Regions from separate parts of the Homo sapiens genome. Here region 1 is linked to region 2. Evidence: read pairs that join two places in POLR2A ChIA-PET (ENCODE). Cell type or tissue: MCF 10A. All regions are shown on one strand. Each heading gives the region's core, and the rest is flanking DNA. Links, peaks and the distances in the headings are about the cores only.

Evidence for each region. Peaks named below come from ENCODE experiments on the same cell type or tissue, not always from the same donor. Only the 100,000 strongest peaks of a DNase experiment are listed, where the experiment ranks them.
Region 1: POLR2A ChIA-PET joins it to region 2 with 10 read pairs; 3 of 35 experiments call an interaction of 5 or more read pairs at or near these places.

Annotation. Positions count from the first base shown.
Region 1 is chr18:76,442,529-76,457,795 of GRCh38, reverse strand. ZNF516 (zinc finger protein 516) reads left to right here. Exons shown (of 7, transcript NM_014643.4): 3 at 14,585-15,267. The coding sequence starts at 14,742. Among named protein-coding and RNA genes, the nearest start is that of ZNF516-AS1, 41 kb to the left of the region's middle. RefSeq lists enhancers at 1-203, 204-705, 8,076-8,575, 8,576-9,077, 9,963-10,540 and 2 more and silencers at 1,542-1,601, 1,622-1,701. In MCF 10A, for the core only: no CTCF peak of the experiment used is centred there; no DNase peak of the experiment used is centred there.
Region 2 is chr18:76,609,819-76,625,085 of GRCh38, reverse strand. LINC00683 (long intergenic non-protein coding RNA 683) reads right to left here and starts at 5,309. Exons shown (of 2, transcript NR_120419.1): 1 at 3,892-5,309; 2 at 1,527-2,329. It overlaps LINC01927 (long intergenic non-protein coding RNA 1927), which reads left to right. Exons shown (of 5, transcript NR_110784.1): 5 at 1,890-2,305. RefSeq lists an enhancer at 12,805-13,318. In MCF 10A, for the core only: a CTCF peak has its summit at 4,679 (motif pointing right); DNase peaks (open chromatin) are centred at 4,665, 5,105 and 5,555.

The DNA.
Region 1 (15,267 bases), core at 4,759-8,758, 170 kb after region 2:
TTTCTGGCACCCTTCTGTCCCTGAGACCCAAGTCAGTGGTGGGAGTTGCCCCCATATCACTCTTTTTTATTTTTATTTTGAGACAGGATGTGAGTCAGTCACCTAGGATGGAGTGCAGTGGCATGATCATGGCTCACTGCAGCCTCGACCTCCCCGGCGTCAGGGATCTTCCCGCCTCAGCCTCTTGAGTAGCTGGGACCACAGGCATGCGCTGCCACGCTCGGCTAATTTGTATTTTTTAATCTTTATATAGAGATGGGATCTTGTTATTTTTGCCCAGGCTGGTCTTGAACTCCTGGGCTCAGGTGATCCTTCCGCCTCAGCCTCCCAAAGAGCTGGCATTACAGACGCCGCCCACATCCCTCTTTAAAGCATGATTTTGCATTTGGATTTAGTTTTGGAAGATTTCTTATTTAGTTAACGTAGTTTCCCTTAAGGGATTTAAGAACTAGTTTGAGATAACTGCCCTTCTCAAAGAAAACAAATATGGCTCTGCTTATCAAAAGTGGAGATATGTTCAGTTTAAGAAGGAGAGAAAGCTTAAAATTGTTTATAAATCCTGAAGCTCCTTGTTGAGAACTTTCCAGAAAGGAATCTTACATGCAAGGAGCATTTGTAGATCATTTTCTTTGCCACATACATGTGGTGTAATAAACATATACCTACACACGCTTAAAAGGGAATGTCTTTTTGTTCACTGCGTGTTGTCTTACTGGCAGGCTGCATAACCCTTCTCCTGTGCTGTCAGCTTAATTTAGCCTGATGACAAATCTGAAGCCTGTGGTCTTCCCTTTCTGTGGCTTCCACTGTTGCAGATAAAACAGGTGGTACCTGTGCGTGATTTACCCAGCCTCACAGCACAATATAACAGATGCATATTTAATGCAGCAAAGTGATTTTGGAAAACAACAAAACTCAGAGTAAACGTAAAACAAGAAATTGAAAGCAGTATTATATGTTTGCATGAATAGCTTGGAAAAAGGATTTTAAGTGTAAAGCTGAGAAAGTATTTGTGTTTAGGATGGAGCCACTGGCCCCCCCCCACCCCCCAGCCCCCATGTGAATCAGTGAGTTTTGCCTTCTGAGTTACGTTACCCAGATAAAGATGCAGCAGCAGAGTCTCGACCTGCGCCTTCATTCTGACCGTCGGGGTTGACTGTGTGGCCCAGTGAGGATGAGCCACACACACATTCCCGGGAGGAAGCCTGGGCTGTGGATGGCAGGCTAAAGTTACAAAGCACATTGAGGGCGTCCTGATGCTCTGGACTTGGGTGGACTCCTTAGCTTGAAGCTGTGGGTCCCAGAAGGCTGGCCGGGATAGGCTAATCCCTGAGCCGACTTTTAACACACTAGTTTATGTGACTTAACACCAGCTAAGTGGATGACAGTCTCCTTAGTTATTGATGGATAAAATGGAAGCAAGATTTTGGGGCCTTTAGTTGAGCAAGGTCTCCAGCGTGCTTATCTCTCTTGCCTCCAATTCTTAGTCATCCAGATTTTGTTTTGCAGCAAGGTCCCTGAATAGGCACTACTGCTCATCGCCCCAGAGTTAGCAAGGCAGAAAAAGGTTCTGCTTGAGCAGTTTAAGCTGCCAAAGAAGTCAGGCCAGGAGCGTGAGCTAAAGTGAGCATCTATTGTTTCACGTTCGCCAGGGCTCCTGAGAAGAGGGGCGAGCACTGATGCTGTCTTTATCTGGAGTGACAAAGGAAGGAGTGAGTTTGGTGGCATCTCATTATTGATGGGTCCTACCATCCTCCTTGAGTTACAGACGATACCTGACTGTTTGAGGATGCCGAGCCCAGTCTCTGGGAGGGGAACAGGGAGGTAACAATGGTCTCTCTGGCTGTCAATTGTGTTTATTAAAGAATAATGGAATAGCAGCTCATTTAGATAATCGAGGTGGAAGCACACTTTGGAGTCATTTTTCAGTACCTTGGTTCGGTGGGCAAGCTGCACACACATGCTCATTTTCTTTCTCTCCCACAGAGGTTTGTGCATGGAGAGCTCTGTGTAGCGTGTCACGTGTGTAAGTGCAGACTCTTTGTGACACAGACTTGCATTGGCGCATCTCACGTGCCTGTTGAGAGTAAGTTTATAAGTAGTCTCTTCTTTCACCAGGTACTTGTTTCTGTGGTTTGTTTTCATGAAGGTGAATGTAATTTTCTTGAATCAGATGTGATAGTATCTGGAAACACAAGCCTGGGCTGCCAGGGGCTTCTCCTGGCTCTCCTGTCTGCCCTTGGCTGTGCTTACACCCTGCTGAATGGGAGCAGGGAGGCCTAGGTGGGCCTGAGTCCTTGAAGTCCCCCACCTGTGCCGGCAGTGATCCTTTCCAGCCTCCATCTGTCCCTGAGCAGTGCCTTGCACAACTGTTCACAACATTTGCATTGGACAAATCAGAGAAAAGGAGTCTAGGGTTGTGTGTGTTGCTGTGTGCCTCCAGGTTGGGGTAGGAGAGAAGTTGCAGGAAAAGAGAGAGGAAAAATGACCGTGGTTGTAGAATGAATGCATTCTTCCACTGCGTAAACCCGTGACTGTTCTGACCTTAATTTCAAACATGGACCTTCTGTGACCAAACGGACTATCCAGATGTAGTCACTGAATTAGTGTCATGGTCTTCGAGTTCTTGGAAAATGTTCGCAAAGCAACTGTGTGACTGCTGTTTGTCTTTCTGTTTGACTTAGGACAGCTTTCCCCCATTAAAGTGTGACAGTTTATTCCCATATAACCCAGGCTGGGATAAAGGGTAGATAACTGTCCTCTTTGGGGACCAAGGGGATGGGGCGGGGGTTGGCAATTCTGAAGTTAAACATTATGCCTTGTTACGTTTTAAATTTATTTTTACCAGAAGCTGTTGCTGGGCAAGATGTTTTGGCTTAGAAAAATGTGCCCACCCTCATTTCTGCAAGGTTGTTTATGATCACTTCAGGTGCAAAGTTTTCTTAACTTTTGTAGCTGAATAATGTAACAACATTGTTACAGGGAGTTGTAGTGGAATTTTGCTTGTTTATCCTTTTTTGTTTCCTGCAAGGAAAGAATAGATCTTCTTTTATCTTCAAAGCCTGGAACTTGCAGTAATGTGTCATTAAGTGTGTTTGAAAAAATATTTTTAGACAGGCAGTGCAGGGTAAATCCTATGGAAATGTGACATCATGTTTTTGTCAGGAATTGCTCTTTGTAAACATTCTCTGATAGATCACTCTCCTTAAGCAGCTGAAATAGCCAACTGCTTTCAAAGGTGCTGTGTATGTTAGTGATAAACTAGGTCATGTTACAGTCGTTATTGGCAGTAATGGAGCTGGAAAATTTAAACTGGTTATAGTACATGTGCTATATATAGTAAAGCATTTGGGAAAGATTTGTCCTTTTGTAATTTTGATCATCTTAAAGTATTGATTGGTGTTTGTACAATGATAAACAAAATCTTAAGTAATTCCTTGCACAATACGCCTTTCAGCTATCCTATCAAAATCTTCTTAGTTTCAGCGTATCTGTTTTTTTCTTTTAACAAAAAATGCGTAAGCAATTGCTTAGAATTTGGTAAAATTGATTATTGACGTGTTTGTTTTTCCTCTATGAGCTCTTAATGAAGGGATTTTTTTGGGCGCTGACTTCTGTGCTAAACAGCACTACATCGGAAGGTAATGTTTAACAGAATGCCTTATGGCTTACTGCATACAATTATCTCTCTTTGTATTCTTGGGCACAGTTCTTTCTTTCATTTGATGGTGGGGACTTCTAGGGTCTTTCACAAAAAGCACAGAGGGACAAGAGAATGTCAGATAGGTATTAATTGCAATCTGTATTCTTATACTGGGAGAGAAATGTTGGTTTTAATCAAGTGGTTGGAAAATAGGACTGTGTGTTTGGGAGGCGAACATTGTTCTTTGCTGCTGGTTTACATGGCATAGTATATACAGCTTATTTGTAGAAACAAATTTCAGTTAAAATATATTTTATGATAACTCATAGAAATTTCGAAAAAGCATGTTTAGTAATGACTAGGAAGTGTCACCCAGTTAAAAAATACGAGTTTCTGCACCATTGTTTTGTTTTCACTGCTGATCATTTCTAAGAAAAATTTTAAGAAATTTTATATTAAGACACTGAATTAGTTAACAGTTTCCACAGTTTTGAGTTTAGGCTCCGTAAAATCTTTAAGCCACTTCTAAATTGGGTTCTTGCTGCAGTTCATCGAAGGCCTTCTGATTTTCCATATTTGTTTTAAAGATAGAAATTGATGAGTTTTCATTTTCTCTGGTGTTCCCTAGGTTTTCAGTGTTTCTGAGTTATGCGCAACTTTAGCTTTAACTATTGTAGTGTAAGATGTAGACGGAGTCAAAGTGAAAACCCAGTGCTTCCATGGCTTTTGTAATGAATAGCGAGTGATCTGTTCTGTTTTTGTGGGAAGGAGAGCGGCCCCTCAGTGACCACAGGACTTCATCTGAGCCGTGGGTTTGGGGGAGATGCAATTCTAAGCTTCTGGAAATGGGGCTCTTAATGGAAATGTTGACAAGATCATTAACTATACTAGCAATGCTGGCTGCTCCAGAAGCCTGGATTTACCTCCAAATCCCTAACGCCAGCTCTTTGTGGCAGACGAAGGGGCTCTAAACAGCACATTTATCTGCAGAAAATTATGGAGCAGGCTCTGGATCCTGTTATTTTTTAGTTCTGTGAAGTTTACTTTTTTAGTGATTGGCAAAGCAACTACTTAGTATTAAGACTTGGAAAATAGTAAATAGTAAATGACAAGTAACAGTAATGCAATAATTTTGGAGAGCAAAAGAAAGGGAACGAGGCTCCTTCCCTTCTGATATAAAAATAGCCACCCCCTGTTCTTCATTTTCACACGGACACTCCTTTATTAAAAAGTCTCTAGAACTATCTTGAATTTCCCAGGATATGGTAAGGACTGTGGAAAGAAAATTTCCGTATCCTTCCTCATTTTTTCTTGGACTTTTCTGAATGTAATCCATAATTAGATTGTGTATTCAGCTGCCCCTCCTCCCCCAGGTCATATTTCAGTAAAAGGACACACGGGCAGCTTCATACTGGTGATGTTCAAGGGACTTCGAGAATATATTGTGATACTGTCTTTACTCTTAGCAAATGTTCTTCTATTTGAACTTAGGTGGAAGATGGAGTTCTCTCTTTCCTCTTGGACCAGGAATTAATTTGGGTTTTTTGACAGTTTGTGGTAAACAACTGCATAAAAGGTAACCTACTTGCGGAAGAATAACATTTAGGTCATATATGCATTTTGGCTATAAATAGCATGATGACTCCAGCCCGTGGTCTGAGGTGCAGAGCCGGAGAAGGCTGTGCTTAAAGGATCAGAGTTCGCGTACTAAAGCCTTATTACGGACAGTTCCTTACATTTGGGGACTAGCATGCTGGCACTTGCTTTGATTTATTTGGGGGGTGCTAAGTAATGTAAAGACAACCTTTGTTTTAGAAAATGGGGCTTTGTCATTCTCCTTCACTCTACCTCGTTTTCTGAACAAAGCCGGCTGGAGACTTACCTCTAGAATAAATGTTTTGAGCAGAAAGACCTAAGCACATTGTTCTCTGGCTGCCCCCACATCAGGTCTGTTGTGGTCAGGGGGCCGCGTTGCTGCTGGCGGCTGCTCCCTGGGATAGTGGCGTTTTGTGTCCTTTTTCCCCTAGTGGGGGAGGTGGGTGGAGTTTCTTGTGAATGCTGCCGATTCTGGTCGCCTTTTATTCATTTCTTCTTCTTAGAGTGGAAATGTAGCTGGTTCATAATGGATTATTGATTGGTCTGAGAACAGCAGCCGCCTCCAGGCCTGTCATCGGCCGTACTTACTCTCCCAATAGTGAATGCATCACTTTATGGGGCTCTTCGGGACCCCAGTCTGGGGACTATAAGCCTGTAATTGTTACTGGTGTACAGAATGGTTTGTAGGGAGAGGAACTCTTCATTGTTGTGATGGAATTTTCCCCCATTTGTTGAGAGAATAGGCTTTTTGTCTCAGTAGTAAGATAAGCTTGTCCAGGATGTTAATGATGTATTTTAATTCATGGTTCATAATACTACAGTGTAACTAGTGAAGCCCGTCTCATTGTTTCCCGGAGAACAAACACACACAGTATACTCAAACACCAACTGGGCCTTGCACCCACTCAGCACACGCACGGGCTTCTGCGCCGACCCCGTAGTAGCTGTGGCCGGGACCAACCGTGTCTGAGAGTCGTCCTTCAGAAACGCACCAGCGTAGTTGCTCTTTTAGATTTTATGATTTGCCTTTTGGAGCCATCATACGCCTTTGCAGACAGCCCTGTAAATATCGGAAGCATTCTGTCTGCTTTGAGCTTTTTGGCGTTTTCCCTCCCTCCCCAATTCCTCCCGTTCACTCCAGCCCCTCCTGAGGAATGCCCTGTCAGCGGAGATGTGCGCAGGACCGGGCTGTCACCCCCCTGCACCCGCGGACATCCATCCCGGGCTGACATCGGTGCCCCCCCCGCCCCCGGAAGGTGGTCAGAGAGGACGCAGACGGGGATAAGTAAAGCCACATGGCGTCGGGGGAGCCAGGGCTGTTTCGGGACCGCGATAAGGTTAATTCATGAACCAGAACTGAAAAAAATGCCAAGCTAGATAGGCATTTGGAAAGCAGCACCCACTTCAGCTTTGCTTCCCTCCCCTGACACATGCTGCTTGTGGGGACTTGGTGCAGGAAACGGGACTTTCAGTTTTCCTCTCGCTCCTTTGTTCCTCCCTGGTGTCTCCCAGTCAGCTTTGCTTGGTTTCCGCAACTTTAAGCGTTCGATTGTTGAGGAAATGACTCTAAATACGAGAGCATATTTGGTTAGCCTTCCGGTGCCTTTTTCGGGATAAGGTTTTAATAAGGTCAACTTCGGTAGTTGTAGGGAAATCAGTACACAACCATTCAGCTTTTGTTTTGTACTGGTTTAATTCACAGGCAGAAAATGGCAAGATTTCCTGTCGATTCAGAGACATAGTTATTATTTTAAAATGTAAGATGTTTTACAGTTTTTCCCTGATAACGCCATATTTAACTGGTCAGAACATTATTGTTGAAAATAAGGAAGAGGAAACCTGCACCGCGTTGCTGATTTTTTACTTCGTCAAGTGCTGGGAAGGATAGTTAGGAATGCCAGAATACACTCAGAATGCCAGAATACACTGAATTTTGGCTGATGTTCGGGAGAGTTCGTGTTGGCCACAGAAGGCTTTGCAACTGGAGCCCGTGGGTGGGTTTCTTTAATGGCTTTGGGCAAGCCTCTAAAACATCAGAAAGCGATCTTTTAAAATAAAACACTGCTTTTCAATTGAACCAGGTTCCTATTATTCAGACGATTTTTCTTTGACTTTCTTTGGAAAACTTGAGTTAACTAAAGGTAGTTTCCCAACCTGCATTTATTACAGCCCTGGAGCTTCTGTGGGGCCTGGGGAGGGTGGGGAGTGGGGGAGGGGGAGGGGCAGATAGGGGAAGAGGCCTACCAGGTCCCTCAGAGCTGCTTTGCTTTTGTGTTACTGGAGTGGCAAGTAGGATTTATTTTTTTAACTTTTAGGAAAAGTTTGCCAAATTTGGAAAAATGGAAAGAGTTAGAAATAAACACCCCCCCCCCTTTAGTTTCATGAGTTGTTAACATTCTGGTACATTTGCCTTCTCTCCGTCTCTCTCTTTCTCTTTGGTAAAAACCAACTCTAAATATTTCATTACACATCTCCAAAGAATAAGACCACTCTCCTATATTACCAGCTTAACACAAGTAACAGTAGTTCTCAAATATCCTGTAATATCCAGTCCATATTGAGGTTTAATTTCTACGAAGAGTTCTGGAGCTACAATATGTTTGAATGTGCTCGTTGTAGATGATTATAGGTGTTGGTCAAAGACTTTTTAATTGTGTTAAATAACCTGTTGTTGTATAAACCATAAGGGCCCAGTGAATATAGAGGTGTTCCTATTTAGCTATTTTGAATCCAGCTTTCTAGCTGCTATTTTGTCCTTTTGCATTTATTAAACCATGTATTGTCATTGCCAGTGACCAAGTACCTTTGCACTGATATTTCATTCACTTATTGAACAATTACTTATTAATCCCGTCTAAGATGGATTGAAGATTTACAGTGTAGTAAACATTGTGGCTTGTATGCATTAATTTAAATTTTACTGGAGTATGATAAAATAGATATCATTGCTATCATTTACATTTTAAAGATGAAGAAATGGACTGAGGAATAGAGAGGCTAAGACACTTGCTCAGGGTCACACAGCTGACCTCAGGTAGTGGCAGAACTGGGTTTTAATCCCAGGTAGTCTGGCTGCCTCTCACAACTTGTTGGGTCACCAGACTCTTATCATTGGCTGAAGGAGGTCAGGAAGGCTGTACTGTACCTGGGTGGTGGTTGGTCAGCCTCATGACAGGTGGGGCAGGGACGCAGGCCTGAGGGCCAGAGGAGAGCATGAGCATGGGTACTTGGGAGGCTGTTGGGCCGGAGTAGGGCTCAGGGCTCTAGACACCGGGGTCCAGGGCAGCTATGGGGTTCAGACCCTGAGAAGCCAAGGTGAAGAGTTTGGCTTCATCTTGCAGACTTGGGGAGCCTCTGAAGGGCTGGGAGACTGGTGGAGACCGGCCCCATCTGTGCTCTGGAACGATGGCTTTGGCTTGACTTGGGCACATGGATTCAAGAGTGAGTTGGGAGGTGCAGCCGACAGGATGTGGGGTTATTACTGGGCACTGCTGAGATGGGGAGGGAGGAGCCAGGGAGGACCTGGTGTTTTGTGCTTGGGTCATGAAAAGTACTTAGAATTCAAGCCACACCAGTGTGGTTCCCAGGTGAGCCTCAGGTTCCCAGGGGAAAACCTGGCCAATCCTTGCAAATATAGTGAATCGCTTCCCTCCTGGCCTTCTGGAAACTTCTCCTTGTCTTACTGGTGCGCTGCCAGCACGCTTTGATAATAGTATGCTTCCCTGTCTGACTTTGAGTTCCTTGAAGCCGGGTGCTTTTTTTGAGTCATCTTAGATTCTCTGGCTCCTGATACGAGGCCTTGCACTTGGTAGGTGCTCAGGAAGTGCTTGTTGCAGGGATACCCTCGTTAGCCCCTGACCGCACCGCCCTAGGACTGGAACACCTCTAAGGAGCCTGCCGTCACCTGAAGTTCCTCGGGGATGTGGACAGAGACTGCTTCCGCTATGTTTGCGCTGTACATACCCCCTGGCTTTGTGAACATGGTTTTCTTTCTGGCTGTATGTGTTGTATCAAGGCTTTGCAGTGCTTGTTTCTAAAGAAGTTTCTGTAGTGTCAGTGGGGTTAACCCTGGGTACACATTTCTTCACACCGGGAAGTGTTTCAGCAGCTTACCGGGGCGTGTGTCAGGAAGTGACTTTTCTGCTCTGTATTATTAGGTCAAAAAGGCAGTTCTTCCTCACTTACAGAAGGGATTGATTAGTTGAAATACTGGCCTACAGAGTAAATGTATCCCAAATTTAGCAAATGTAAGTAATCTGGAGAAAGTCATTTAATTTCAATTGTATGATATAGGCAAAAAAAGAAAGACAAGGAAAAGAAAAAGAAAAATATCCAAAGGTATGGCAGCAGCCTTAATATATATGTCTTTAGATGTTTTTGATGTTTACATGGTTAGTTTTAAAATGTAGCTACATATTTTCTACTTTATATTTTGTCCTTTCTTCAGACTCTCCCCTTCTCCGTTACAATGTATTTTTATGTTATGAGTAAACAGTTTTTTCAAACATTTTACTTCCTGTTTTTTAATAAATGTGATTGTTACCTAAGTTTTTCAAAATGAAATAAAAAAATTTATTTCAAAAATTATATAAGGCATTTAAAAAAAGTGGCCTTGAACTGTTGATTACATCTCTGGAGAAACACACACACATACACACACACTCACACACACTCACATACAGCAAGAGATCCATTGGAAATCTGCTTTAAAACCCTAGTCAGCAAGTCATATTTATGCCTAAACAATTAAATTACGGTTTTGTCTGGCATGTTCCCAGTTCCAGCCTTGGAAAAAGTTTGTAATACATCTTACCAGAACAACAAATCTGTGATTGAACACACAGGCACACCATGTGTTCAGATGGGTCCCTGCCGTCCGAGGTGCGTGGGCGCCATATTGCATGTCAGCTGGACACATGCTGTACCCTCCACCTTGGCTCTGAGCATCTGTGTTGTTGCAGAACCTTTCCGTATTCCCTGTGGTTTGGGTGGCAGGCTCACATGCACAAGTTTTATAAGGCTGGTTATCTCCAGGCCCGTGTGTTACAGGGAGAGTTGGAACAACTTGTATTTGGCGTGCGTTTGAGAAAGTGGAATAGAGCAGCCCAGGACGGAAATGTCTGCGGCTGGAACTGAGGTAGGTAGCACTTTATCACACGGCGCTGCTCCTACGTGAGGCACGCCCCACTAGGGACCAGGATAAAGGTGGAGGAGGCATCCCATCGAAACCCTCCTGGCTTACAGGGGTTGGCGGGATTTAAAGCACAGCCCGTCGTGCCAGCAGGGCCGCTGACGTCCCAATAATCCTCCTAATTGGGGCGGCCGCCCATGGCGTGTTTTGAAGTTGGAAGCTCTGAGGACAGCATTCTTGTTCTTTTTTTGGAAGGGATGCCCTTGTCTTAAATAGCAATTTTTGCCTGCAGCTAAAAAGAATGATTACAGAGATCTTTTGATTTGGCCACTGAGTAACCCCTTAGGAGAGTTCGTTGCAGGGAATTAATTTTTGACTGTTTCTTTAAGGTTTGAGAAACTTTGCTAGTCAACTGTGGACATCAGGAGGGGATCACTTAATCAACCCCTGGGCAGAGGCAGCTTTGCTCACGTGTCCTTCAGATAATGGCGGTTTGGGCTTAACTTGGTTACTGTCTCAGCACTTTTTCTATTTCTACATTTATGTATCTTTCCCTTCACAATGTTCTTAAGTCTAAAAACACATCCTGTGCAGTTCTCACAGGGATTTACAGCAGGTCTTATTTTTGAAAGATGGGACAGGCGGAGAGGTAGTGAGCAGGAAATAGGAAAGAAGGAAGAGCTTGCTTTGTTGATCGCAGAGCATCGTGGATGCTGCTCCTTGAACGTCTGCCTGTAAATTGCAGGGCTCTGCAAGTTTCGGGGAAAGCTTTTAAGTGAGTTTAAGGAAATGGAGACTGCATTCTCTAGTCACCGGGTGCCTGAGGGCCAGGGTTCAGGCTCTAGCTAGGGCGGGGGTACCGGGGAGTCAAGGCTGTGCAAGGATTGGATGGGTCCGATGCTGGCACAAAGGCCTTTCAGATGTACAAGGGCCATGCTCCTTGATACTGTGCCATCTTCCGCTCAGCCGTGGTCATGGCCCAGGATGCCGAGGCTGTGCTGCTGAGCTGGGCTAGATGGGGCTGTATTTGGGGGCTCTGGTGATCCACGAGCGAGAGTGTCTGTATTTCCCCAGCACTCCTGGAAGGGTACCTGCAGGGTAGGAAGCTGCCTGGGATGAGAAGAGGGGCCTAAGTGCCAGGTGTGTGTTTGCCTGGATGTCCCTGGGGTCTGGATGCTGTGGGCTCTGAGGGGGTCACTGGATTTTATAGAAGGAGGCATTTGCAAGGGGCTTCGGTGACATGTGGCTTCTTCTTATTGTTTCTCTGTGCCTGACAGAGGAGGGGACGAGTTGAGGGCGTGAAGGACACGCCTAGAAAGGCATGTGGCTGGTGACTGGGAGCATGAGGGCTGGGACCAGGGTTCCCAACTGCACGTGTGCACTTTGTGCTGAATGCCCTGTGTTGGCCATGACCCTGTGACCTGCACGCTGACGGGTGCACAGCTGCTGGCACACAGCTGGCTGGCACAGAGGCCGCTTCTCTGGGCGCAGACCCCAGGAGCTGCTGCTCTGAAAGAAGGCAGGAGCTGATAGCCCTAGAGCACAGGGTTTTGGTGATTGGTGTGAGTCTTTGCACAGAACAAATCTCCTTTTGCTTCATGCTGCACTCGAGGGCTGTCTCTAACGGCCCTGACCAGGCCTGGGCTCCTCCTGGGTGAATCCTGTCTCTGGAGCTGGCTTCTGGCAGTTGAATTCTCTCGAACTGGAGAAGTGTCTTGACATTTAACATCCTTTATAGACAAACGTTGGAGGTCCAGGGGAGTCTGTACAATTATTTCAGAGCCACCAATTTCCAGGATTTTAGTTGTTTTTCTTTTCTTCCCTGTAAACGTATTTTCTATATGATTGTTCGCACTTGTAAGGTTTTTATACCACATCCAGTCACTAAGTTAGATATAAATAGTGTGTTTCATTCATACTTTGAATATCAGATTCAGCATTTTTGTGGGGGAGTGAACTGGGGCCTGGGGAAGGACGAGGCTTTCCTGTGAATCACTTGCCTTGTAAAATCATCATAAATCATTACACAGCCATCCACAATGAGTGCCAAGACCAAAATCATTTAAATTAGCTTGGAGTAAAAGGTCATTAAGAAATCTTCCTGGTAAGCTTATTTACTTCTCCAGTTTTGGGGGAAGTTTTAATGTTGTTGTTGTTTTTTTTTTTTTGGAGATGGAGTCTTGCTCTGTCACCCAGGCTGGGGTGCAGTGGCATGATCTCAGCTCACTGCAACCTCCCTCTCCCGGGTTCAAGCGATGCTCCTGCCTCAGCCTCCCGAGTAGGTGGGACTACAGGTGCACACCATCATGCCTGGCTAATTGTTGTTTTTTATTGGAGCAAGTGGGTTTTGGCTCCTCTGGGTGGGCATCTCTCTCATGCCCGCTCTGTTGCATGGCTCTGCTGGGTGCGTTCCTGGAGGAAGGAGCAGAACCTCTGTGTTGCTGCTTTTCATTTGCTGCTGAGGCTGCTCGTGTTTCCTTAGGCGCCTCCAAAGCGGGGCTTTCTGGAAAGACATTGTGAAGCCTATAATTCTTGATAAGGTTTCTACCTGGCGCTGTATTTGCCTGTGAGAGGGCACAGCATGGGGTCTGTCTTTTCAGAAGGCTCCTGTCTTGCTGTTATCTGGGCCCTCGGGAGTTGAAGTATTAATACAAAATGCTCAGAATCCCCGACCCCCGTGGGGGAGGTATGGGGACACTCTTGACACCGACACTGATTTTTTAGCTCATGCCCCTTCACCCCCTCAGGTCTATTATCAGTATTCTTTTCTGTGTCCCATCTGCTTCCATGAAAACCTGGGAGGCTGCAAAACTCGGAGCAAACAGGGAGCTGCCACCCCAGGTCTTTTCGTGGGTGGCCCTGTCATCTTTCATGGAAGCTGTGTGTTAATGTGTTGTGTGCTTCCCAGCCGGAAATATGGAGCTGCTTTGGGTTTTATAGATGTTTAAGCAGGAGTTCTTAGTGTGTGTGAGATTGTAGGCTTATACAAACACGCTTCCTTTCTATGCGAAATCACTTGGGTTTTCAGAACATGGCCCATCTGGGTGCCTCTCTGTGCAGGTCTGGAGCCGGCCCCAGAAGGGAGACCCTCTCTGGACCCTTGGAAGCAGGAAATGGATTTGTTCTATGCAGAGATGAGCAGATGAGCAGAGCCTGTCCCCGGGGAGTTGTCTGTGCAGCCCCTCCCTCTTGAACACTCAGACGCTGACCTGAGAGACTCGACATCTCTCACATCCTTTCTAACTGGCTCATCGTTCTGCTGCTTTACCTTACTTACCCTGTGTCAGGTGGGATTCCTGTTTTTACTGAAGAGTTGCTTTTCTCCTTGCACCATGTAGGCCTCTTTGGTTGGATACAAGCATTTTGATTCATGCGTCCCTCGTCCTTGGTGGGGGCCTGTTCCGTGCTGGACACAGCTACTCTCTGGCAGGCTGCCCTTTGCCTGTGTGCCTGGAGGGAGTGGGCCTCTGCCCTCCTCACCCTCTGGTGGGTGGGATGGGCATGTAGGTGGCGGCCATGCAGGGTGGTTGATGCTCACTGTTTTCAGGCTTGGGCACAATCTCTAGGAGCAGACCCAGCCTCACTAGGAGGATGCTGTGGCTTCACCATACAGCCTAGGTGTGTTGCGGGCTGTGCCATCTTGCGGGTGTGTGTGTCCACTGTAGGATGTCTGCACAGGGACGAAATCGCCTAACAATGCATTTCTCAGCTCGTATCCCATTGGCTAAGTGGCACGTGACTGTGTGTGTGAAGTGCCGTCAACTGTTGTCACCACCTGTGCAGCTCACCTTCCATCAGCCCAGGAACTTGGCCCCTGTTCTTATTCCTGCCCTTTTCCTAAACCTTGCTTTCCTCTGTCCCTAATTCCCACATGGTCTTGCTAAGTAGCTGGTATTCCTCACACTCCTACACACTCTGGTACTACAGTCTCTCCTAAAGATTTGATACCTTATTGGGAAAAGAAAATTATTTTGGTGCACAATCATTAACATTTATGTTAATCATTTAACATAGTTCATTATTGATAATTAAGTGATACTGATTTTTTACTAAGGCAAGCAGCTGCTCTCGCCTGTGTGTGAAGTGTTGTTGGTGCCGCTTTTCTTAATGTGGGTTGGATGGGTATGTTTTGGGGAGCATGTGGGGGTTCCCGCAGCCATGCCTGTGCCCTCTTAGCCAGGAGCTTTGCTGATGATGTTCCATCTCTGTTTCAGGTGCTGGCTGCCAGCTGCTGCGCCCCCCATGTAGAAGGTGCACCTCCTGGGAGCAGGCACGTCTTTTGGCTCTTCTGACCATGGAGAGATAGGACGGTCCCTGCAGCCCGCGCGACAGAAAGCTGTGCCGCCACCACCGGCCGCGCCCGTCCTTCGGATGGATCGCAACAGAGAGGCCGAGATGGAGCTGAGGCGAGGCCCCAGCCCCACCAGGGCCGGCCGGGGCCACGAGGTGGATGGGGACAAGGCTACCTGCCACACCTGCTGCATCTGCGGCAAGAGCTTCCCCTTCCAGAGCTCGCTTTCGCAGCACATGCGCAAGCACACGGGCGAGAAGCCCTACAAGTGTCCCTACTGCGACCACCGGGCTTCCCAGAAGGGCAACCTGAAGATTCACATCCGGAGCCACCGCACGGGGACTCTGATTCAGGGACACGAGCCGGAGGCGGGCGAGGCGCCGCTGGGTGAGATGCGCGCCTCCGAGGGCCTGGACGCCTGCGCCAGCCCCACCAAGAGCGCCTCGGCCTGCAACCGGCTGCTGAACGGGGCCTCGCAGGCCGACGGCGCCAGGGTCCTGAACGGGGCCTCGCAGGCCGACAGCGGCAGAGTCCTGCTGCGGAGCAGCAAGAAGGGGGCAGAGGGGTCCGCATGCGCCCCGGGGGAGGCCAAGGCAGCGGTCCAGT
Region 2 (15,267 bases), core at 3,651-7,650:
TTGACCTCGTGATCAGCCCACCTTGGCCTCCCAAAGTGCTAGGATTACAGAGGCATTGGATTTTTAAATCAACTAAAGGGACAGTATTACATTTATCTGTGGTTCTAGAACTCTGCTATCCAATAAGGCAGACAATAGCCACATTTAGCTATTTAAACTTAATTAAAAGTAAATGAAATGAAAAATTCAGCTCCTCAGTTGCACTAGCCAGGGGCCAAGTGCTCAATAGCCACAGGGCTGGCTCCCACATTGGCCAGTGCAGATACAGACCCTTTCCATCCCACAGCAGGACCTGTTGAACAGCACCGTGAACAGCCTGCCAACCATGGCTGCACAACAGAATCACCTGTGGGCTTCCAAAATCCCCAGGTCTAGGCCACAGCCCTAGACCAACTTAATCACAGCCTCTGGGAATGGGACCCAGGACTTTTGAAAGGTTAGCTTGCACCAGAATCATCTGGAGAAAGTGTGAGCAGAGATTGCTGGGCTGTACCCAGAATTTTAGATTCAGTCTGGGTGAGAGCAACTTGCATTTTTAGCAAGCTCCCAGGTGAGGCCGAGGCCCCTGGTCCAGGGAGCACACTTTGCAGTCACCCTCTTAAGGTAAAGCTAAACCTTGAGTTCTGCCTCTGTGCCTACGGAGCACCTGATGGTCGCCTCTGGCCTTGCCCATTTCTCCTTCCCTGAAAGCTCAGCAGAGCAAGCAGGGAGTCCCCAGGCCATGCTCCCTGAGAAAAGGCCTCCGAAGGCCAGGAACTATTCAAGGCTGAGACCCAGCATCCAGTTAAAAGGAAGCTTCCCTGTTTCTTCCAGCTGTCCTTCCATCATTTTGTTCTTTTCCGTCATTCCCAAGCCCCTGCTGCTGTGGGGCCCATCACTGCTTCTCCACCTCTATTGCGAGCTCCAAGAATTACTGGGCACACACAGTTTTGCCCCTTTACAAACGCCTCCTGTGGATTATTTGAGTCCCATAGTCCATTGAGTGTTCTTGGTTTTCTTCCTGGCCCCCAAGAGAATCAAACTAATGGATTATCTGTAAAGATGGTGGCCCCAGCCTTTTGCAGCCTGAAACTTCTGGAAGCCAGAGCCCCATTCCTGCATATTTAGACCTAAAATGAGACTGGCCCCAAAGGGATGCAACCAAACAGCCTGTGATAGACTGTCTCAATCTAAATCAGCTCCAAAGCTTCTCCTCACATCACTGTTGCGTCCTATTCGAAGGATTATCCTAAACACGTGAACTCTCCCAACAGAAGGATTTCCTTCGCTGCTGCACCTCCTTCCAGTTCATCTCATTCAGTGCGTTCCCCTCTTCGCTCCAAGCACACAGAGCATGTGTGGAGGATGACCGCCCAGTCCTCACTTAGCCAGTATTTTCCAGTTTTTAAAATATGAAGGTTCTTGAACCTAGTCTCAATTTCTGTGCCTTAAGGAAATGAAGGATAATCGTTTCTCTATTTGAATTGCTTAATTTCACTAAACTCTAAATTTTAAGGGTTATTTTGAAGCAACAAATTTCACTATTTCTTAGTATCTATTTTTTATTGGTGTGTTAAAGTACAAAATAAGTAAATCAAATCCTACCACAAACCAGAAAAATTAATGGAATCATTGGAAATCAAGTATTCAATTGGAGCTTAATAATCCATCAGCTTCTGAAAACACTAAGCAGTGAAGAAGCAGCTCATGGATCCTGTTCCAGCGACTTTTGTGATAATAATATCAAATAATAAAAAATTAAAAAAAGTACAAGAGGTTAACAATATAATCGTTTGGGTTTACCATCAGATATACTTGCCCATGGATTACTTCTTGAATTCTAGCCCTGAATCGAATTGATTTCATAGAATGGTATAAAATGTTTATAAAGTCTCTCCTCTGTCTTGCAGGGACTTGCGTTTCAGATCAGATGATGCTTTTCATGTATGTCCAGCAGCAAGAGAGTCCTTCACTGGTGAAAAATCACGGGCCTCAGAGCAGATTTTAGTTCATCTTTCATTTCAAAGCACTCCTTAGATATCTGCAAATTAAATCCCCTAATTTGGTGAGGACGCCCAGCTTCCCAAATAACAAGGCTTTTCCTTTGATTCTAACCAAGTGAGCCGGCCCTGCAAAAGCCGGGGTGCGTGTTCTGGCTCCAGGCTTCTGAGCAGCCTTTCTCCCCACGCTGCAGCTTTTCAGTTAGGAAGTCAGAGAGAAGGAAAGAGAACTATTTCCAATTCAATCACGAGCATGTCTACGCACCACTGAAGACAGACCTTTGTCCTGTTGCTTTCCAAACTTTAAATGTGAATTTTTCTTCTTATGATGACTGGTGTACTCTGTTATTCTGAAAAAAGAAAAAGCCATAAGCACCCTGAAGTGAGGCTTTCACCTGATACTAATTTTCTTCTTCGTTATAAGGCTATTGTTTGTTTGAACAAAGAAATAGGAGCCATTGGTGGCTGTTTACATTATAGGAATGAGGGCAGCGATGGGGGAGGAGGAGGGGACCTTTTCATTAATGAGCTGGGGACATTGATTATGGGGACACACTAAAGACTAAAAGGGACACCTATATTTCTACATTCTTTCCATGCAAGTAATATATGATCTTTATCATCTGTTAAACACCACTCACATATTTCAGGTGGCTGTAGGTTGATTGCTAACATTTAGATTAAACAAGCAGTTAGAGTCTGATGTTTAAAATAAAATAAGACAAGCCCTTGAACTCTGGGACCAGGTATGCCCCGTTATCTGGTCGTACCTGAACGAGCCTGTGTTGAGCACCCAAGGCCGCTGGGCACGTCTGTGGATGTGGGGTTTCAGGCTCAACCCACTCGAGGAGCAGGGGGCTTTTGGGAGGTGGCAGCCTCCTATACAAAACGAGCTGCCAGTAAATATTTATAGAACAAAGAAATGCATGAATTTCTCCTGAATTAAACATGATACATTTGTACAGAGCATAGTTCACTTTCATTTCAGTGACCCAAAATCCTGCTGAAAGTGTTCTTCCGAAACCTCAGAGCAGGAATGCTTCCTGTGCTTGGAAACTCCCTGGAGACACCTCCAATCGGAGTAAGCAGCAGAATTATCTGCACACTCATAGTCTTGCAGTCGAGTATTTTTACTGAAAAAAAAAAAGCCGTCTGTTTGAATAGGAAACGATGATATCATGTGACTGGCTTTCTCCTGCCACCCACTAATTTGACAACAGATCAGATCAGAGGAAAAGTTACTCAAGTCAGAATTTTTTTAAAAAAATCTTTTGGGAACAAACTCATAAATGGAAGAAAGGGGAGAGTAACAAATGCAGACTGAATACATGGCAGGTCCAGGCTTTTACTATCATTGTTTTTAGCTCACCAGGTAATCAAAGCATAAAACAAAGGGTGATTTGTCAAAGCTTATGCTGTTGTCCCTGAACCACCAAGGGGGGGGTGGCTGCTGGACTAATTCGCTTCACGTGGGAATCAGTGTTTACCATTTAAGGGTCCTGATAGAAAGTGCACGATTTTCAAACTGGAAAACATAAATAATAACGCGTGTTGCCACTAAAGTAGTGGCACCTTGCCGTATTTCTCTTCTGAATGGAACAACCTACATTTCAAAGGACAGTCTCCTTCCACATGTAAATATTTATTTGCTTGCTGCTGAGGAGTGTCAGGAAGTACTAAAGAACGGTGTTTAGAGTTTCAGAAGCAAATTGCTTCTGCGCACGCCTTGAGTCACTGGATTCTGTTGAGCTCTCTGCCTCTACGTCAGGGCTTCATTAATCTTTTCTTTTCTTAAAAAAATAGAAAAGCTTTTCATTTATTGCTTCTAGGAAGCCAGGTGCATTGCAGTGGATCTCTTCGGCAGAATCACTGCTTTGTGTGAATATTTATTGTGTAATTATTGAGCACCTACCATGTGCAGGGCAAGGCGGGGGGCACCCAGGCGTCCACTCTCCTGCAGAAGTCCTGGGTCCCAGGCCCGCATCTTTGGGGCCACCTTCAACTGGGAGGGTGTTCGCTTTTCTGTGACACAGAGAGGCTTAAATCCCTCAGTGATTTAAAAATCTCGTCTGTGAGTCCAAACTGCTAGGTTGGCAGCCAGGAAGAGAAAGTTCCCAGGATTTTCAGTGGCTGAAGTTCTGGGCAAACAGCATTTGCACAAAGGAGGGGGCGAGGAAGGGGTGCAGGGAGGGCTCTCCAAGTGCCTGTTCGGCATCAGTTTACAAGTGTGCTTAGGTTGTATTTAGATGTTACGATGATTTTAAAAGTGAAATTTTGGCATTTTGCATTCAATCCTGACTAAAGCTCTTTGGTATATCGACTTAAAAGGTCTTCAGATTGCCAAGATTTTGCAGCTTGGATAATATCTTTGGAAAGGTTAAATGAGTCCATTTTCTGGAGCTTTCGTCAGCACAAGCCCATGATTCTCTGCCCTGCTGAGAAAGGAGGAGGCGAGCTGAGTTCTAGCAGATCCCCTGCTTCCGTCTCCCTCGGGCGAGCCTGTGTCTTCCGTCCCAGGAAGCCCGCTGCCGAGAAGCTGCCGCGGGTACATGCATTTCCACCTGGGCGCTTCGTTGCGTGTGAAGAAGGCCGGACGACGTCTGTTGGTGTGGCCGCAGCCTTTCAAGACATTTTAGCAACATCTGAAAGGAGAACTCCACACAGGAGCCCAGGCCTGCAGCAGGGGGCGCGCCTGGCCTCAGAGCAAACACAAAGACCAGAGGCAAACTGGTGGGGAAACGGACCTGCTCCCCAGCACGTGGGGGGCGGGTGGGGGGGGGGAGCTCACAGCGAGCGCTGGGGAAGGGCTGGAGGTCTGCAGGCCCGGCCTCCCTCCTGAGATGGGGAGAAGGGCGTCTCCCCCAAGGTGCTTTCCGTTCTGTGCCTGTCGGTGGGAACACGTCCCTGAGCCCACAGACGGGTGCCCTCCCAACACCTGCGTGGCATCTGAGGGTGGCAGGCAGCCCTGGGCCCTTCCACTTCAGGCCAGCCCGCCGGAAAGCCCGCGAGCTCCTCTCCCAGCTGACCCGGGCCTTCCCTTTTCATCCCTCTTCCTCTCCCTCCCCGCCCCCCGCCTACACTCAACAATTGGTGACCTCCTTCCAACTGCTGTGAAGTGACTTGGGTGAAACTGGAGCCAGGGGCGGAGGAACAGCCCCCTCCTGCTCCCAGGAACTCGCAGGCACAGCCCTCTTGCAGGCTGCTGGCTTTTGTTTTTAAGAAGCACCGTGTATTTTCTCTAGCGCAGGCCACGCTCAAGTTCAGGGTATTAAGAAACTGCCGAGCTGTCACCTTCACCTCAGGGCATTCTTTCTATGTAGCGCCATGTGTACGAGCGAGATCTCCCAATAGCTACGCCGGACCCACTCCTCCCACAGTATCTGTGTGCTCCTCCCAGACATTTATGTGCACACATCTGCAGACTGTCGTTCTAAGGCTGGTAGAAAATATCAGAGAGCCTTTGGTCAAATGGCTAGAACAGACCTGCTGAGCCAGAGGAGAGAACCTAATTAATCTACAGAATGTTCTCAGCTCACCAGGATGTTGGGCAACAGGAACGTCCCAGGCCCTCCAAGGCCGAGGGAGAACAAAAAAGCGGCCTGTGATTCAGTCGGGTTCACACCGTGGAAGCCAGCTTCTCTGTAACCACCGAGACACGAGTCCTCCCACACAGGCCGCACCTGAGCCAGCAGCTGCCGCTGGCAGTCTCTGAACGCCTTATCACCTGGTCATGTGGCCTGAGCGTCAGGATATCTCATCCACATTTTTACTTTCCCTGCCATGTAATCAAATCTTTCCAAACCTTTAAAGAGTTAGGTGGGAAAAAAAAATCAAAGCCAAGTTTTGCATTACATCTCCTGTGTATTTTCAATCCATTACAACAGAAACCCAGAAGAGGAGAGGAAAAAAATTAGGGGTGGACATCTCTGGCATTTTTTTCCTGTGCCCCAGTGAACCCACGACTTCCTCCTCCTTCCCACCAGGGTTGGGAAAGTTCCCAATACTGTGATTATGATATACTATATTGGATACATTCTCTTTTCTTTTTTTAAGATAAAAGTTTTATTTCAGAGAGAAGCACAAAGCCCCAACTGTTGTGAACAAGGCAGGGATTTGTGGGGACTCTGAGACCTTCAAGAGGAAACAAAATGCATCAGCTTTTGATTAAGAAGAGGACACCATGGTCCCAGCCTCCACCTCTCATCTCCCTGGCCCCAGCCCATGGGTTCTCACGACCCTGGCAGAGGGCTCCTGGAGGCTCCTCCAGCCACATTCCTGCTGCCTCCCTCTCGGGCCCTGCTACTCTTATTAAATCATCTCCAGACCCTAAGCCTCCCTCCCCCATGCTGGATCAGTTTACCTCTGGATTCCCAGTTCAGCCATTGCCACGAGGTTCTTCCTTCTTCCCTCAAGACACAGCCCCTTGACCTCCCTCCATTCTGACTTCGGTAATCACCAACTCTGAGCAACCACATTCAGACTTCATCCATTCAATGTGCATTAAATGCCTATTGTGTGCCAAGTACAGTCCCCACACTTGGGGTGCAGCAGGCAAAAGGAGAGCCACGGGTTCATCGTCACAGGTTTCTGATGGCCACTTCTCGAGTTGATCCTCAGGTGGAATTGCCAGCCTTGGTGACAGGGCTTCCTGTACATCCATGCTTCCAACTCCAGGAAGACCCACCTCAGCTGGACAAGCACCTCATTCTGCACCTGTGGATTCCACAGTCCCACTGAGACACCAGTTCACCCCAGTTATCTCTAGAATGAGGCAGAGTTCAGGGAAACCACAAGAGTCAAGCTGACCCCCATCTTTCTGCACCCCTCTCCACCCATGACCCTCTCTAGATTGCATTTTCAATCTCCTCCCACGAATCCCTTCTCTTATTCCCACAACACAAGCTCACCTCTCCATGCCTTAGTAAACAAACCAACCAAGAAACAAAAAAAGAGCCCTCTGTTTTCGCTTCCCACCATCACATTGAAAAGAATAGTTCCCACTCTTCTGGCCTCCTACTGACTCTTAGATCCGTATAATCTGACATCCAGCTGAAACCTTCTGCCGTTATACATAATTGCTTTTTCAAAGATTATAGGACCAAATGACCCACGTTTATTTTAAATTTGGGTTTAGTATTCAATCACCGAGTCACTATATCCATCCTTACAACTCCTGTTCATGCCAAGGACCTTCATCTGAACTGTCACCACATTGGTAAAGGTCATGAGAGGAGATGCCTGGGGCTAGGTGTCCTAACCCGGGAGGAAATGCCAAGGACCTCCGACGGGGCAGAGGCAGAGGTAGGTTTAAATCCAAGCATAAAACCAGATTTTTAGCATCTAGGACCCCGAACCACACAAGTCCAGGTCTACTAGTTATCCATTGTTGCCTAACACTCATCCGGCCTTTAGAGGCTTAGACAACAATCAACACAGGTTATCTCACACAGTTTCTGCAGGCTGAGATTCAGGAGCACTTCAGCGGGGTGGTGCTGGCTCAAGGTCTCCCACGAGACCGCAGGCATGGTGTGGGTCAGGCTGAGGGCCTAAGGGTGACTTCCAGGCCGGCTCTGCCTCACCTGGGGTCTCAAAGGGCTGCCCCTCTGCCCTCAGGACACAGTGCTATCTTACTCCAGAATGGGAGATCAGACCACACAAGGCGGAAGCTGCAATGTCCTTAATACCATCATTCTGCATTACCTGTGGTAACACAGGTCCTCTCTGTTAGGTGTGAAATGGGGCTACACAGGTGTGAATGCTGGCATGAAGCTCCTTGGGTGCCATTTGGAGGCCACAGCAGGGTTAAATGGGACTCTGGAAGGGAGAGGGAAAATGGCTTTAGGAGAACCTGTTAATGGTTTCCAAACATGTTTTTTTCTTTTTCTTCTTCTTATTTTTTAAACTTTTTTTATTTATTTATTTTTTTAGATGGAGTCTCGCTCTGTTGCCCAGGCTGGAGTGCAGTGGCACGATCTCAGCTCGTTGCAACCTCCACCTCCCAGGTTCAAGCGATTCTCCTGCCTCAGCCTCCTGAGTAGCTGGGATTACAGGTACCTGCCACCACGCCCGGCTAATTTTTGTATTTTTAGTAGAGATGGGGTTTCACCATGTTGGCCAGGTTGGTCTTAAACTCCTGACCTCAGGTGATCCGCCCTCCTCGGCCTCCAAAGTGCTAGGATTACAGGAGTGAGCCACCGCACCCGGCCTATTTTTCTTATTTTTTTTTAAAGCAGAATTATTTGCTCAAAAACCTTGTTATCAGAATTACAGTTTATATCCAAATGAAAATACAGCCATCCTAGCTCAAGCCATGATGGGCTGAGGCTCATCTCCCCACACCCTGCCTTCTCCATCACCCCCAGTCAAGTGGTCTTGGAGACTTCTTCAGAGGACGAAGACTTCAGCCCGCAGGGTAGGAGGAAACGGGGCCTGCTTGACCGCTGGGACCCTGTCCATTAGGAACAGTTTTTGGAAAGCCATTTGGCAATATTTATCAAGATCTAAAACACACATGTCCTTTGGCCCATCAGTTTTACTTCCAGGAATTCATGCAACGCAGATGCTTGCATCAGTTTACAGAGATGCCGGCACAAGCATATTCAGTTCAGAGTCTCATGGCAAAATTTTGGAAACATTTAAGTGTCCATTGATAAAGGGCTGCTTAAGTAAGCGATAGGACTGCCAGACAATGGGATACTAGGCACTTCTTTAACAGTTAGGCACTTGAATTGACATGGAGATGTTTATTGTCCCTTAAACAAAGCGAGCTGCAAAACACCACTTAAAGTTTGATCCTATTTTTGCCAAAAAGAAAAAAAGATGCTCACATATATACTTTACTGGTCCTAGAAGGTTTCTGCACAGTGGTAACATGATTTCCCTTTGGAAATTAGCAATGAGGAAGGTGAAGTCAGTGAAGGAATCAAGAGGTTTTAATTTTTAAATTTATATCACTCAATATTTTTAAACTGCTTTCAACCATTTTATGATGAATCACTTTTTTGTGTTGGGATACAATTCACATACCATGACATCTACCACTTTAAAGTTTACAGTGCAGCAGTTCTTAGTATCTTCATGACATCGTGCACTGGTCACCACCGCTCTTGGGACCGCAGCACCACAGGTCCCCTTGCTCTAAGCCCTCTCCCCCACAGCCTTGGGCCCTCCCCCTGTTCCAATGCCCTTCCCATCCCCCTTCCACCTTCCCTGACTCCCTGCCCCTCTGCATGCCCCTCTTCCTACCTCTTAGCACCTCACTGCTGACAGACGCGTCGCTGCCTTGGTCCCTCTGCCTCCCCATCTAGAAACTGAGTCCCAAGCACTTGTTTGCTTCCTGCAATATCTCTGGCATCTAGAACAGCATCTTGAACAGCATCTTGTAACGGAGACTGCCGTTAAGATCAGCCTCTGTGGACTTGGCGAACTGGATGGTCCTTTGCCCTGAACACCCCTTCCACATTTCCAAGTGCCTGCCAGATGTTTCTTTCTATATGATTGGCCAGCACCCTTAATCAACATGTTCACAAAACAAACACACACAACAAACCCTCACTGTATCCCACTCACGTTTTCACGGCCCAGCCCCAGGTGGAGGAGGGAGCGGAAGGTCTCCAGCGATTTCCTTCCCCGTCGATCCTACACCACGCGCATGAACATGCTTGCATCCTCAATTCCGGGCTTCCAGAGACTGGCCTGATGTACCACCAAACAAAACCAGAGAGAGACAAGGGCCACTGCCACTTGTGGACCTGAGGCACGCGGGGAGATTGCACGCAGCTTGCAAATCCCACAAAACACGTAATTAAATCGCTAAACCTGTGAGGCTCAACAATCTTAAATGGGTCTGACTCATCCTGGTGCCTGTTTGCAGCATCATAGCAGAAAATGTACTTGAGGAAACAGAAAAAAAGACTGAGAACAAAATAAAATGTCAGTGAAATGAAATGTCAGATGTGCCTTTCCTTATTCATCTTCCAGCCAGAAAGACCCCAACAGGGCCAGCTGATCACTCATATGTTTTTAGGGTGTTTTTTTTTGGTACAAATTCAAGGCTAGAGATTCCTTTGGACAAATTCATTTCCAGAAGGCAAAGAATTTCCCTTTGGATTTTATGCAATCAGAAGAGAAACCAGAATATATAATGAAGTGTTTAAATAATATCAACTTAATTTTGAACTGTTTTGGTTCATTTACTTTTTTATCTTTATACTTGGAGAAAATCTGAAAATTCAGGCTTCTACCATGGCAGGAAGGGATCCCTAGACAACCTGAGACTGAGCTGCTGGCTTCTCAAACCCCCTTTTTAAGACTGCTTCTGCCTCTTGCTGCAAATTTAGAAGGTACTTTCTCCTATAACCTAAAGTTACACCTGTTTCTGCATCTACGTATATGAATGTGTAGCTGGGTGAGGGACGATGACTGCCTTCAAATTGCTTACATTTTTTTCTAGAGCGAAAGGAAGCAAAGAAAACAGGGGGCTCAGGTGCCTATAAAAATGGAGGCGTCGGCCGGGCGCGGTGGCTCACTCCTGTAATCCCAGCACTTTGGGAGGCCGAGACGGGCGGATCACGGGGTCAGGATATCGAGACCATCCTGGCTAACACCGTGAAACCCCATCTCTACTAAAAATACAAAACATTAGCCGGGCATGCGAGACTCCGTCTCAAAAAAAAAAAAAAAAAAAAAAAAAGGAGGCGTCAAAATTGCTACTGAGTCTGGACGGGAGGAACTGCAGGATGTGCCAGGCTGGCTCTGCAGCCAGAAGTAGCCCAAGGCAGGGTGCTTTCTCCCTGGGCAGGTGTGCAGGGCTCTCCTTTGCTCAACAGTGACACACAAGTCTGTCTTCTCCATAGATGTCCACAGCCCAGCCATAATTTTCCTGCTCGTGCCTCTTCCAGCACCTTCACTTCTATTTATGGGAGAACAATATCCTTTCAAAGCCTTGTCTGCGGGACTCATGCCCAGTATTTGAATGTACCCGAAGGGCCGGCAGCAGAGGGATGCGAGTGTACAGCCCTGGGCTTTTCTCTCCCGCGCCTCCTCCGACCCCCTTCTCGGCATGGCGGCTTTTGGCTCCCCCAGATTTCTTCCATGTCGTCTCCCCTGTTCCAGTGTCCCCTGTCCTTCCCTTTGTGTCGGGCACGCACTGCGGTTCTCGTTCTCTAGCATCAGATGGTGCAGCCGCCGCCTCTTGGCGGCCCAGCCTCCAGAGGACCCATCCGCGTGCTCAGCAGCCCCTGCCGCGAGGCGCGCACAGGTGTCCATTTTACAGATGAGAAACTGAGGCTCGGTGAGGCGCTCACCCCAACCTCAGCACCCGTGTTCATTTACAGACGAGGAACAGTGAGGCATTTACCCTGACCCAGCTAAACAATCGCCAAGTCAAGATGTGAAATCAGATCTACTTCGGGTTTAGCGCGCTCTTCCTTGGGCCTCTGCCATCTGTTTGGCTCCACGCTTTCTGTAATAACAGTTACAAGTTAGTAAGCAAGTGTTGCGTGCAGGCGCTGTCCTCACAACTTTGCTAGTAAGGGAGAGGCGGGGCTTGCACGAGACCGCCTGGCCCAGGGCCCGAGTCCTAACCCTTCTGCTCTACCTCCCTCCACTGTGAAAGACGTCTCATTTAGAAACATCTTCGTGTCCCCTGCCTCCATCCCTTTTCTCAGAGTTGATTGCAATGTTTTACAAGTTTGGCAGGAGCAAGGCAGGGAGAGAGGCGTTCCTGCTTAAATGTCCCCTCCAAAACTCATGTTGAAACTTAATCCCCAATGTGGCAGCACTGAGAAGTGGCGCCTTTAAGAGGGCACCCCCCTCATGAATGGATGAATCCCTTCATGGACTGGTGGGTTCATGGATTAATGGGTTATAACGGGAGGGGAACAGGTGGCTTTAGAAGAGGAGGAAGAGGCTTGAGCTAGCACATTGCCATGTTAACATGCTCAGCCCCCTCTCCATGTGGAGCCCTGCATTGCCTTGGTGTTCCCTATTGAGTCCCCAGTAGCAAGAAGGCCCTAACCAGATGCCACACCTCCAGCTTGGACTTCTCAGAGGCCTCCATAACTGGAAGAAATAAATTCCCTTTCCTATAAATTATCCAGTTTCAGGTATTTTGTTATAAGCAATTGAAAATAGACTAAGGCAGTTGGAAAGAGGGGATATGGGTCCAGGGAGCAGACTAATATCAGCAGGATAAAGGCCTCCCTGTGCCCTGGCCAGGTAAATACCATCGTCGCGTTTCCCGGCTCTCTCACAATTCCCCTTCAATGCCATCTGCTCCATCTCCTCCCACCTTTCCTAAGTCCACTCCAGGCAACACCTTCTCCCGCCCCATCGCACCCTGGCCACCCCACCTCCTCTGTGCTCTGGAATGGACGTGTGTTCCATGGGACTTCAGGGGAGGGAGACATCACCCATCATCTACATGCACTCAGCCATGAGCTTTTGGGCAGGGCTCATGGCACCCTCTGCCTCTCTGTGTAACTCAGCGGCACATTTTAACCTGGGGCCCCACCCCCTTTCTCCATCGGACCTGTGCGAAAGAATGAAAGAATGTGCTTGTCTTGAGACCCTGCCTCACCGGAAAAAGGATTCCCTCCCGTGATGTCCAACTCAAAGAGCTGTGTGCAGGCAGGCACCTTCAGGGTAGAGGGGACTCTACCTGGCACCCCAGAAAGTGAACCAACCACGCAGTCCCCCTCTGCCTTCCAGTGTTCCCACTTCACCCAGACTGAATGTGGGTGAGTGTATACTCCGGTCCGAATATACCAATCGCAAAAGTCCTCTCTTCCTAGATGGAGGAAGAAATTCCAATTGGAACCCCTGCCCTTGTCTGGGGAACCAGCATGACTGGGATGCAAGGATGCCATTCCTGGCCCTCTGGGCGGAAGACCACTCCTGCGGAGGGTGCCTGCTCGCCTTCAAGGCTTCGGTCGTGCTGGCGTTGGGCGCCAGGTCCTTTGGAATAACCAGTCTCCCAGGCGGCAGTCATGAGAAGGCTAATGCCCATCACTCCAGGGAGCCCACCACGCAGGCACACCGCCCCCGCCACCGCAGGCACACACGCAGGCAGACACGCAGGTACACACGCAGGCACATCGCCCCCTCCACCGCAGGCACACACGCAGGCACACACACACACGCAGGTACACACGCAGGCACATCGCCCCCTCCACCGCAGGCACACACGCAGGCAGACACGCAGGTACACACGCAGGCACATCGCCCCCTCCACCGCAGGCACACACGCAGGCAGACACGCACACACGCACACACGCAGGCACATCGCCCCCTCCACCGCAGGCACACACGCAGGCAGACACGCACGCACACACACACGCAGGCACACACGCAGGCACACCGCCCCCGCCACCGCAGGCACACACGCAGGCAGACACGCAGGTACACACGCAGGCACACACACACACACGCAGGCACACCGCCCCCGCCACCGCAAGCACACACGCAGGCAGACACGCAGGTACACACGCAGGCACACACACACACGCAGGCACACACGCAGGCACATCGCCCCCTCCACCGCAGGCACACACGCAGGCAGACACGCACACACGCAGGCACACACACAACACTTTTCTTACATAATTTACTCTTTCCTCTGACTCACGGCATGTTTCCCTCGTGTGTAATGAAACACCTCCCATTATGCACCCTGGGAACATATAAGTTCTAAAGAGAGTTGCCTGAGTGTTTACATGGGAAAAATAAGTATTTATTAAAAATAATATTTGAAGCTGGAAATAACATGCCTTGACAGTTTAGAAGAAGAGATTTGAAAGACTTTTTTTTTTTTTTCAGTTATTCACACAAACATCTTACTGTTACCATAGATACAGATCTATCCAAGGGCAGAGTCCTTCCCAGAGAAACCCACTCCGTCAGCCCCGGGCTCTGCTGCTGATGTGAGGGCGTGTGGGGAGTGGGAAGGCTCAGGAGCTGCCTTCAGCACATCCCCCCAGGTTCTCTGTTTTCCGTAGGTGACAGCAGGGCTAGCTTGGAGGAATTGGGCCAAACTGGAAACTGGAACCTGCCTGCCCGCCTGCCGCCACAGCCAGCGGAACAGAGCTTCTCCCCGGCCCCGCCACCCCAGGCAGGGAACAAGTCCTCATTTACCGGCCAAAATAAATATGCTTCCAGTCCAGAGAAGAAAGTGATTCTGGTTTTTAAGACTTGAAATCACACACTATTGTGGCTGCAGCGTTGTAGTGAGTCTTTTTGTTCTGTGTTCGATGCAGTGTATTCTCTGTGAAAAAAAAAAATAACCTGAGAACAAAACAAAACAGAAAGCACTGGGCAAGTGAGACCCTCCGGAATTCAATACAAGGGGAAAACTGAAGGCCCTTCCATCGATATGACCGAGAGAAGAGAGAGGTATTCAGAAGAAATGGGGCAAATTCAGAACCGGTGGGTCCAAGTGAATTAACTAATGTTCCCTTGAATGTGAACTTGAGCTTTAATTCTGGGTTTTGCTTTGAGCTGTGGGCTTAATCACTTAGTTCAAAAACCCCAGAGTTTCACGTTCCTTGTAAACGTAACACCTTGATCACCCATTGCAGCTCGCTTCTTCTTCTTTCATCTGCTTAATTAAGCCTAAGTCTATTTATGGGACTTAAATTTGCCCTTTGAAGTCATGAAAAAGTTTTGGAAATGGAGAGTGGTGACGGTTGCTCAACATTGTGAATGTAATTAATTGTACGCTTAGAAATGTTAAATAGCACATTTTATTATACATATATTTTACCACGATTGAAAAACAAATTTTCAACATAGCCACCCAGAAGTCTAAGAAAACCAAATTTTTTTTAGTTTAACTAAAAATAGAAACAAGAAAGGAAACCAAAATTGTAGTGTTAGTTATCCTATATTTTGCAAAATGCTTATGTTAGCATTTATTTATTTATTTGTTTGTTTGTTTGTTTATTATTTGTTTGTTTTTGACATGGAATTTTGCTCTTGTTGTCCAGGCTGGAGTGCAATAAAGCAATCTTGGCTCACTGTAGCCTCTGCCTACCGGGTTCAAGTGATTCTCCTGCCTCATCTCCCGAGTAGCTGGGATTACAGGTGCCCAGCACCACACTCAGCTAATTTTTGTATTTTTAGTAGAGACAGGGTTTCACCACGTTGGCCAGGCTGGTCTCAAACTCCTGATCTCAGATGATCTGCCCACTGCGGCCTCCTAAAGTTCTGGAATTACAGGTGTGAGCCACTGCGCCCAGCCTTATGTTAGCATTTAGCATGGTAAGATAAGCATTCATGTGGAACCAACCCA